Regions from separate parts of the Mus musculus genome. Here region 2 is linked to region 1. The links are chromatin loops, found by intact Hi-C in ENCODE. Cell type or tissue: gastrocnemius. All regions are shown on one strand.

Region 1 (4,000 bases):
ACAGTAGGGTTCAGGTGCCATTTCCTTCTGCAAGTCTGGTGTTTAGGGTCAGAGATTCTGTCACCAGCCCCCCTCTGAGGGTCAGGTCTTGTCCTGTGTTAGCTCAGGCCTCCTGCTTGGGTCTGCAGCTTTCACTGAGCCACGGAATTCCCTGTGTATCTATGACCTTGTCCTCAGTCAGATCTGGTCCCTTCCTGGGCCTGTACCATCTCGTGAAGAGAATGCCACACATGGAACTTCCTGTAAGTCCCTCATCTTTCTTTACAGCTGAGTAATATTCCACTGTGTTTATACGCATCTTCCTTATCCACCCAGCAGTTAATGGATAGTTATCATTTGCTTTTTTTCTTAGTACGATAGGTTTGGTAAGCGGCACCACAAAAGTTTATGAAGATTTATTTATAATTATTTTTAGTGTGTGTGTTTGTTTGTATGTGTGTGTATGTTGTGTATGTGTGTGTGTGTATGTGTGTTTGTATGTTATGTATGTGTATGTGTGTTTGTTTGTGTGTATGTGTATGTATGTGTGTGTGTTTGTATGTTATGTATGTGTGTGTGTGTATGTGGGTATGTGGGTATGTATGTATGTGTGTATGTGTGTGTGTTTGTATGTTGTGTATGTGTGTGTATGTGTGTTTGTATGTTATGTATGTGTGTGTGGGTATGTGGGTATGTATGTATGTGTGTATGTATGTTATGAATCCCCTGGAGCTGGAGATTGTGAGCCACCCAACATAGGTGCTGAAAATTGAACTTGAACTTGAAATCCTCTTAACTGCTGAACCATTTCTCCAGCTCTGTTGAACATTTTTTTTTTTTTTTTTTTTGGTGGTGGTGGTGGGGGGTGTTTGGAGACAGGGTTTCTCTGTGTAGCCCTGGCTGTCCTGGAACTCATTCTGTAGACTAGGCTGGCCTTGAACTCAGATATTTGCCTGCCTCTGCCCTCCTCCGCTGCTCCTCCAGTGGCTGGGGTTAAAGTCATGCGCCATTGCTGCCCAGTCAATAAACATTTTTATGTTGGCAAATTCTTCAGGCTTCCTCTCTCTCTAAAGTCCTTGCTCCTCTGTTCCCATACTAGGTGCTCAGGAAATGTCGGAGACTTAGATTAGTTGAAAAGAGACACCAAGTAAGTTAGACTTTGGCAGGCCTTTGTCCCTTGGGCCCCTCGCTTGGGGTTCATACCCATCCGGCCATCTGATCCTCCTTCCTGTGGTAGGGGTTGGCCTGTGCCCTACAGGGGCCCGTGAGCTTTCTGGTCTGTGATGGGCAGAGAGACTGGGCAGATTTTCCTGTAGGCAATCCCCATGGGCTGACTCACTGAGAGCCGGTCCCAGCCCCATGAGACTGGTGCTATTATTAGTCTTGTTCCGGAGGTATGAAAACTGAGTTCAGAGAAGTGATGTGCCTTGCCCAAGGCTACACAGGAAGGGGCAGACATTCAGTCGACTTGGCTGAAACTGTTAAAACGTTCAGGTTCTATCGTGGCTCTGGAGATCTGCATATCTCTTGGGATGGAGCCCAAGCTTGTCAGTGTGGCATGCAGGCTTCTCTGGCCTCCGTCTCTTTCATCTATTAGTGTAACCTTGGAGCGGAGCCCATTTTCTTTGGAACTCTCCATGCATATTCACCGTCCCTGCAATTAGGATGGCAACAGTGTGCTCCTTCAGACTTTCTCAGCCCCAGGTTCTGTAGTGTGCTGAGATGCTGGGTCAGAAAGCCCCTGGCTTTGCTGGCAGGCTCATGGAAGTTCAGAGGTGGAAGAGCTTGCCAAGGCCCACAGTGGGCAGCAGAGCTGGATTCTGCTTCCAGATCATGGGGACTCTGAGGGTCACAGGCATCCCTTGCACCCCCACCCTTGCTGCTATTTTGCCATCTCAGTCTGGATGGTCCGTGTGCCCATGCACTTCTGGGATGCTCTGAGTTCTCCACCATAGCCCAGATTACCCTCACCCCCACCCCTCCAGGCTCCCAGGACTCTGGTTGGCTCTTATCTAGCTGCCTGGCCTTCTTCCTTGTTGGTAAGCCATCCAATGAAATCTGAGGTCCACCCTGTCTTCCTTAAGTGACCAGTTCTGAGCTGGCATTGATCAGGCCCAGAAAAGGTGGAACAGCAGCAGGGGCAGAGACCTGCCTCCTTGGGAGACACGGCAAGCTGGAATAGAAACCAGAGGCCCACAACATCCAAATACTGGCCAGGTGTCCCTTACCCTAGGATGAGGCCTTGTAATTGTTACTATCCTGGCAGAGGGTACTCAGAAGTCCCTGTCCTTTGATGCTCCCAGGGGCCTGGAGCCAAGGACACTCTGTCCCCCCTCCATCCCCAAAGGATGTTCTCAAGATAAAAATATCCTAGAAACATTCCCTGGCATCTGGTGCCCGTTGTCTACCCTGGTGGGGCCACAACAGAGCCCTGGCTTCAACCTCAGGCTCACAGAGTACTGTTCACTCCTCCAGGCCACCCAGCACAGCCAGTCGTTGGGGTTAGTGTCCCACTCATCTCTAGGCTTATCTAGTCAGAGCTTGCGGGGTACTCTCTGGGGCTCAGATACCTTGGCAGTGGGGAGCAAGAGGGCTGAGTCTACCCTGGGGAGATGCTGGGTGTCTTTTAAGGGATATCCAGACAAGTACCTGGGACCTCCTTTCTGTTCTCAGCTGTCCAGGTGGGGACACATCTGGGGTGTCACATCTGAGCCAACTCTCTTCAACACTGGCGAGGACCCTTACATGCCATGCGGCCACTGCGTGCCAAGAGTGGGAGCTAGGATTCTGTTTATCACATGATACTTGCTGAGGTGTGTGGAGTCTGAAGTCAGGGAAGGGCCCCTCCAGATCACAGTTTGCCTATCATGCTCCCGTTTACTCCTAGCTGGGCCAGGCCCTGTTCCCCGCCTTGTGCCTGACTCTCACTTCCTGGTGGCATGCTTAGTTCCATGGGAATATTGGCTGGAGACTGGCTTAGCATGACAAGAGGCCTGGGCCAGCTGAGCCTTGCCCTCACTGGCTGGCAACTGTTTGGGGCCCAACCCTCAAATCTAGAGAACCTTGCTCTGTACTCCCAGCTTTCTAATCTGGGATGGTGACTGCTCCTGGGGATGCATTCCTGGTGAACTGAGGGGCCAGTTTATTGGTAGGTTGCTTTAGCTGCTGCAGGGTAGGGTGAGGTAGGGGCCCTGGACAATGTTTCCATAAATCTGAGGCCACCACCCCCTGGTTTGGTGACCTCGGCAATACACTTCTTTGTAACAAGCCTCGGTTTCCTTATATAGAGAGGAACAATCAGGAGAACTGGAATTGTGAGTCTGGGGCAAGCCCTAGTAGGGAGTCAGCTTGAGAGAACCTGGGACCAGCCAGGTGACCAACAGGAAGTGGGGAGAACAAACTATCCACAGTTCTCAGCCCTGACTCTTCTCCAGAACCTTCTTTAGCTTCTATTGTCCTGTGGCAGTCATCTCCTCCATATAGAGTTCTGATGTGGGTAACTGGGATACGGCCAAACCCCATAGTCTTAATTTCCTGTTATGTCCAGGGGGAGGAACTGTCCTTCAAGGCTGGGCTGTAATGAGCAGAGCTCATAGATCCAAGCACAGTTTGGACTCACTCACAGTTCACAGGTAGGATGTCTCTGCCATGGACATTCCCAGTTGTGTGACATTTGTTCCAGCCTCCTGAGTCTTGGTTTCTTAGGCTAGAAGGGCCAAGAGGCAGACACTGGGTGTAAGGCATCATTGAAGGTGGAGAAGCTTATAGACAGGGGAAGTGACCCCCAGGGCCACATGGCTTGTAAGTGAAAGATCCCCCGATTAGACTATAACTCTGTGTCTCCAAAACTACCATTGTCGCTTGCCCCAGAGGCTTAGAATGTGGGGGTGACTCACCAATCATTTCTTCAATCCCAGCCAGAAAAGCCAGTGTGACAAAGCAGACTTGGGCGTCCCCCGTGAACTCTGCCTGGGAGGTGGAGAAGGTGACAACATCTCAAGGTCCTGGCCTCAGAGGCTCT
Region 2 (4,000 bases), 130 kb before region 1:
GCCAGGCTCTTGGATTTTGTCCAGGCTGGAATTTACTCTGGGCCCCAGGGCTGTGTTCCCAATGCCGGAAACCTGTCTACTCAGAGCTCCTCCACTCTTCCAACTCCTTCCATCCTTGTGAATCCTCCTTTGCCCCATGTCTTGCTGGCCTGCTCACTGGCTGCCTGCACTCCTCCCTAAGGCTGTCCCTGTAGAACTTCCTGGCGTCTCCACTTCGCAGCTCTGCCCATGCTACCTGCTACTCAGTTGCAGTCTTCTCACTGAGTTTCCCGAGCTGACCGATTCTTGCACCTAGTGTTTCTTAGTCTGCTCTTAGACGTGCTGTTTGGTCCTTGGGCTAGCAGCAGGCCAGGGGCTGGCTGTGCAAAGCTTGTCCTTCTCCAATTAACTGTCTTTCCTGGAAATTTCTGTGAGGTGGCAGTGGTGCTGCGTGGGCTGCAGCAGCAGCATTTGTCATGGGAAGTGAGGGGGACAAGATTTGGAGGTCAGAATGCTTTTTTTTTTTCTCCAGGAAGAGAGAAGGATGTTTTTTTTTGACATGTCAGAGACTCAGTAGGGTTGATCTGCAGAAAAGATTTCCAAGCTGGACCTGGAGATATGAATGGGTTGACCCTCTGAATTCTGAACTGCTTCACCTGGCTAGTCTCTGGGCATGTCTAGGACTTATTAATGAAATGGATATTAGGGGCGTGATGTGAGATTGAATGTAGAGTGGTTTGAAGCAAGCACGTCTGAGATGATCGAGAACCCAGCATAGCGCCCAGCACATAGTAGGTACCCAGGGGCAAATAGTTGTTGCACTTCCTTGACTATCTCCAGCTTTCCTGCTGCAACGCTGGGCCCAGTTTTGGATTGCAGCTGCAGAGCACAGAGGACAGGGATGGCGGGCACCTAAGAGGGTACTTGTGCAGTGGTGGCCTTCTCTCCTTCTGACCTAGGAAACCTCAACCTCAGGAGTCCTGGTCCTGGTCAGGTTGTCCTGAGCAGGCGGGGGCCTTTTGGGTCCCCTACAGCTGGCTTCCATGGCCCTGCAGGAGCCTAGTGGACGGGGTAATTGCATCTTACATAAGTGGGAGGCCAGATCCCTGACCATTGCCCAACTTCTGTGAGTAACTAGGGAGGCACTTATTGGGGGAGGTGGCTGGGGAGGACCTTGCAGTGCAGACCTCGTGGAACTTGAGAACCAGGAAATTAGATGCTGCTCCACTCAGGAAGGGTTTGGAAGCAGTGTTTGTTTTGGAGGCATTTCAGCTCTTCCAGGCAAGAGATGCCTCACCAAAATAAAAGTTGCAGTTGCAGATCACAGCCGGAGAGATTGTGAGTGATAGGGAGAGACCATGGGCTTTCATGTGCTTGGTGACTTGAGGCCTGGCACTGGACGTTCCGGGCCTCTCTTCTGAGTGTGAGTTTGCAGATTGTAGGTTAGGTAACATGGTATTGGATGGTTTGGGTGGAGGCTTTTTCCTGGGCCAGAATCCCTGTAGCCTTTTAGGGGTCTGGAGATAGCTGTAGTGGGAAACTGACAATATCCATTCACCAAAACTCTAAGAGGTTTTTTTTTTTCTTTTTTCCACGTGTTATACATTGCTTTATTACTCATCACCCCATTTGCCCATAAACAGAGGCTGGGGAACACTTACCATTCACAGAGGCTGCACAGCTATGTTGGCAGAGCACAGCTACAGCAGGTTCTATGATGATCTCCTTCCATCCCGTTCCCATGTGAGGTGCTTAGGGGAGCCATGGGACCCTGGGACCCTGGCTATCACCCCCATGTTCACTGGAGCGTGAGGTCTGCTGAAGCAGAGGACCACCTATCATGCACGCAGTCTTTACAGTGGATGCTTCCCTCAGTGTGACCCTGCAACTGGTGCAAAGTGGAGACCTTGGCGAGGCCATACCAATGTGGACCCTGACAGGAACTCTTTTTCACCTTTGCAGGAGACTTAAAAATTACACACACAACCAGGCAGTGGTGGTGCACGCCTTTAATCCCAGCACTTGGGAGGCAGCAGAGTCAGGCGGATTTCTGAGTTTGAGGTCAGCCTGGTCTACAGAGTGAGTTCTAGGACAGCCAGAGCTACACGGAGAAACCCTGTCTTGAAAAGCCAAAACCAAAAAAAAAAATATACACATGATATATATATATATATATATATATATATATATATATATATATATATGCATGCCACATGTAGTATACTAGTATACTTTGTGGGTATCAGTTCTTTCAGTTCAGTCTTGTGGATCAACCTTCCACCATGTGGGTTTCAGGCATGGACCTTAGATTATTAGACTTGATAGTAAGTACTCTTACCTGCTGGGCTATCTTGCTAGCCTGTTTGCAGAGGACTTTGAACACAGCGGGGAGTGGTAGCACCTGACCTTTGGTGGGGACTGCAACTTTATCTATGAACTTCCCACTGGACGGTTGGCAGCCTAGTTCTTTGTGCCCAAGCTTAGGAAGTTCTCTCCACATGTGTAAGGCATGTAGGTCCCACAACTTTGTTGACATCTCCTGTCTCCTTGCTCATTAGTGGGTCACTGCCTGCCATCTGAGGCCAAGGGCAGCTGGTACAGGGGCACATGTCAGGGTGGTCTGGGTTTGCATGTCTTGTTTGTCCTTGTGCATATTGTCAGGGATGGCCTTTGACACTCTGTTGGAGGTGTTGTCATTGGAGTTCATCAGTGGCTGGTGGCTCTGGCAGCCCAGTGAGACTAAGGAGCACTGAATGTCTTGTCCTGGTCCTGTCTGCTATGGTTATAAGCTTTCCTCCTGTCCCAGGAGTTGGAAAGACTAGAGGGTGGCACCTTGGGGACTTCCCCCCGTCCTGGTGTGACGCACAGGAAACTCTCTATCAGCCAGCCTGTGGCTCAGGGCCTGAAGGCAGTAAAGTTCCCAGTCAGCCTGTGTGGGGAGAGGCAGCCAGGCTTCCGGTGGGTGAGTCAGCAGACACTGGGTGCTGACTCACCACAGGCATGCCAGTCACTGCCTATAGCTTAAAGGGGCAATGCCAGGCAGGGGTTACATACCTGTAGGCTGCCCCTGGTCCTGGGCTGGACATCACAGGTGACGGTCTGCTTTGGACTTTTCAGTTGAGCTGGGATTCTGGGCAGATCCTCCTGTCCTGTCCAGGAACTTCCTCTGTTAGGTAAATGACTCTTGCTTCCTCTTGCTCACCACAGACGAGTAGATGGCAGCTGTTGTTGACGGTCCCTGGCCCAGGGAGCAAGGTCTAGTAAGAGCCAGGAGCAGTGGCCTTGCAGGGACAGCCAGCTTGAACTGCCTCGGTCAGATCCCTACTCTGCCCATTTTGCAATGTAACATTGAACACATTGTATCCAGTACATTCTTGATACTTTGATTAGGTTTTAGTCCAGTGAGTAGGGGACATCTTTCAGAGAAGAAGCCGGAGTGCTCCTCTCCCCCCCTTCCCAGGAAGTACAGGAGCCTTGCCTGTATGGATGCAGATGGCATTATCCAGCAGCATTGCAGCTATGTTATAATGGGCCTAGGATCCCAACCTGACTCTTACTTCCTCATCAGGGCAAATGGCATATCCTCTTTGACTCTCAGTCCGCTTCTGGGCAGTGGGAGGAAGTACCTCTCCCCTGCAGGGTGGTAGTAAAGATGGGAGATAGAGTTTCCCAAACAAACGGCATCTGTCATTATTTAATTGTTGGGACTCTGGCTGCTTCTCATTGGGAGGTGAATACATGGCTTCTGATGATGTATTCATAGGGTTTGTGACACGAGGCTTCTTTGGTCAGGAAGCCAGAGTTTGCCAAGCTCTAGGGCAACCTTCCTAATGCTACGACCCTTTACTATAGTTCCTTATGTTGTGGTGACCCCTGCCATACAATCATTTGCATTGTTATTTCATAACTGCAGTTTTGCTACTATTATGAGTTGTAGTGTAAATATTTGTGGTTTCCAATGGTCTTAGCCGACCCTTGTGAAAAGGTTGTTTGATCCCCAAAGGGATCTTGACCCACAGGT

The links. Peaks named below come from ENCODE experiments on the same cell type or tissue, not always from the same donor. Only the 100,000 strongest peaks of a DNase experiment are listed, where the experiment ranks them.
Region 2: it touches region 1 in a loop (5-fold over the local background); 1 of 42 quality-filtered maps calls a loop at or near these places.

The regions. Positions count from the first base shown.
Region 1 is chr11:61,058,500-61,062,499 of GRCm38, forward strand. The region is part of intron 1 of Kcnj12 (potassium inwardly-rectifying channel, subfamily J, member 12); the gene reads left to right. Among named protein-coding and RNA genes, the nearest start is that of Kcnj12, 38 kb to the left of the region's middle. In gastrocnemius, no CTCF peak of the experiment used is centred here; DNase peaks (open chromatin) are centred at 1,610 and 1,722; H3K27ac peaks cover 3,776 bases.
Region 2 is chr11:60,932,596-60,936,595 of GRCm38, forward strand. The region is part of intron 1 of Map2k3 (mitogen-activated protein kinase kinase 3); the gene reads left to right. Among named protein-coding and RNA genes, the nearest start is that of Map2k3, 2.5 kb to the left of the region's middle. In gastrocnemius, no CTCF peak of the experiment used is centred here; a DNase peak (open chromatin) is centred at 6; H3K4me3 peaks cover 4,000 bases; H3K27ac peaks cover 4,000 bases.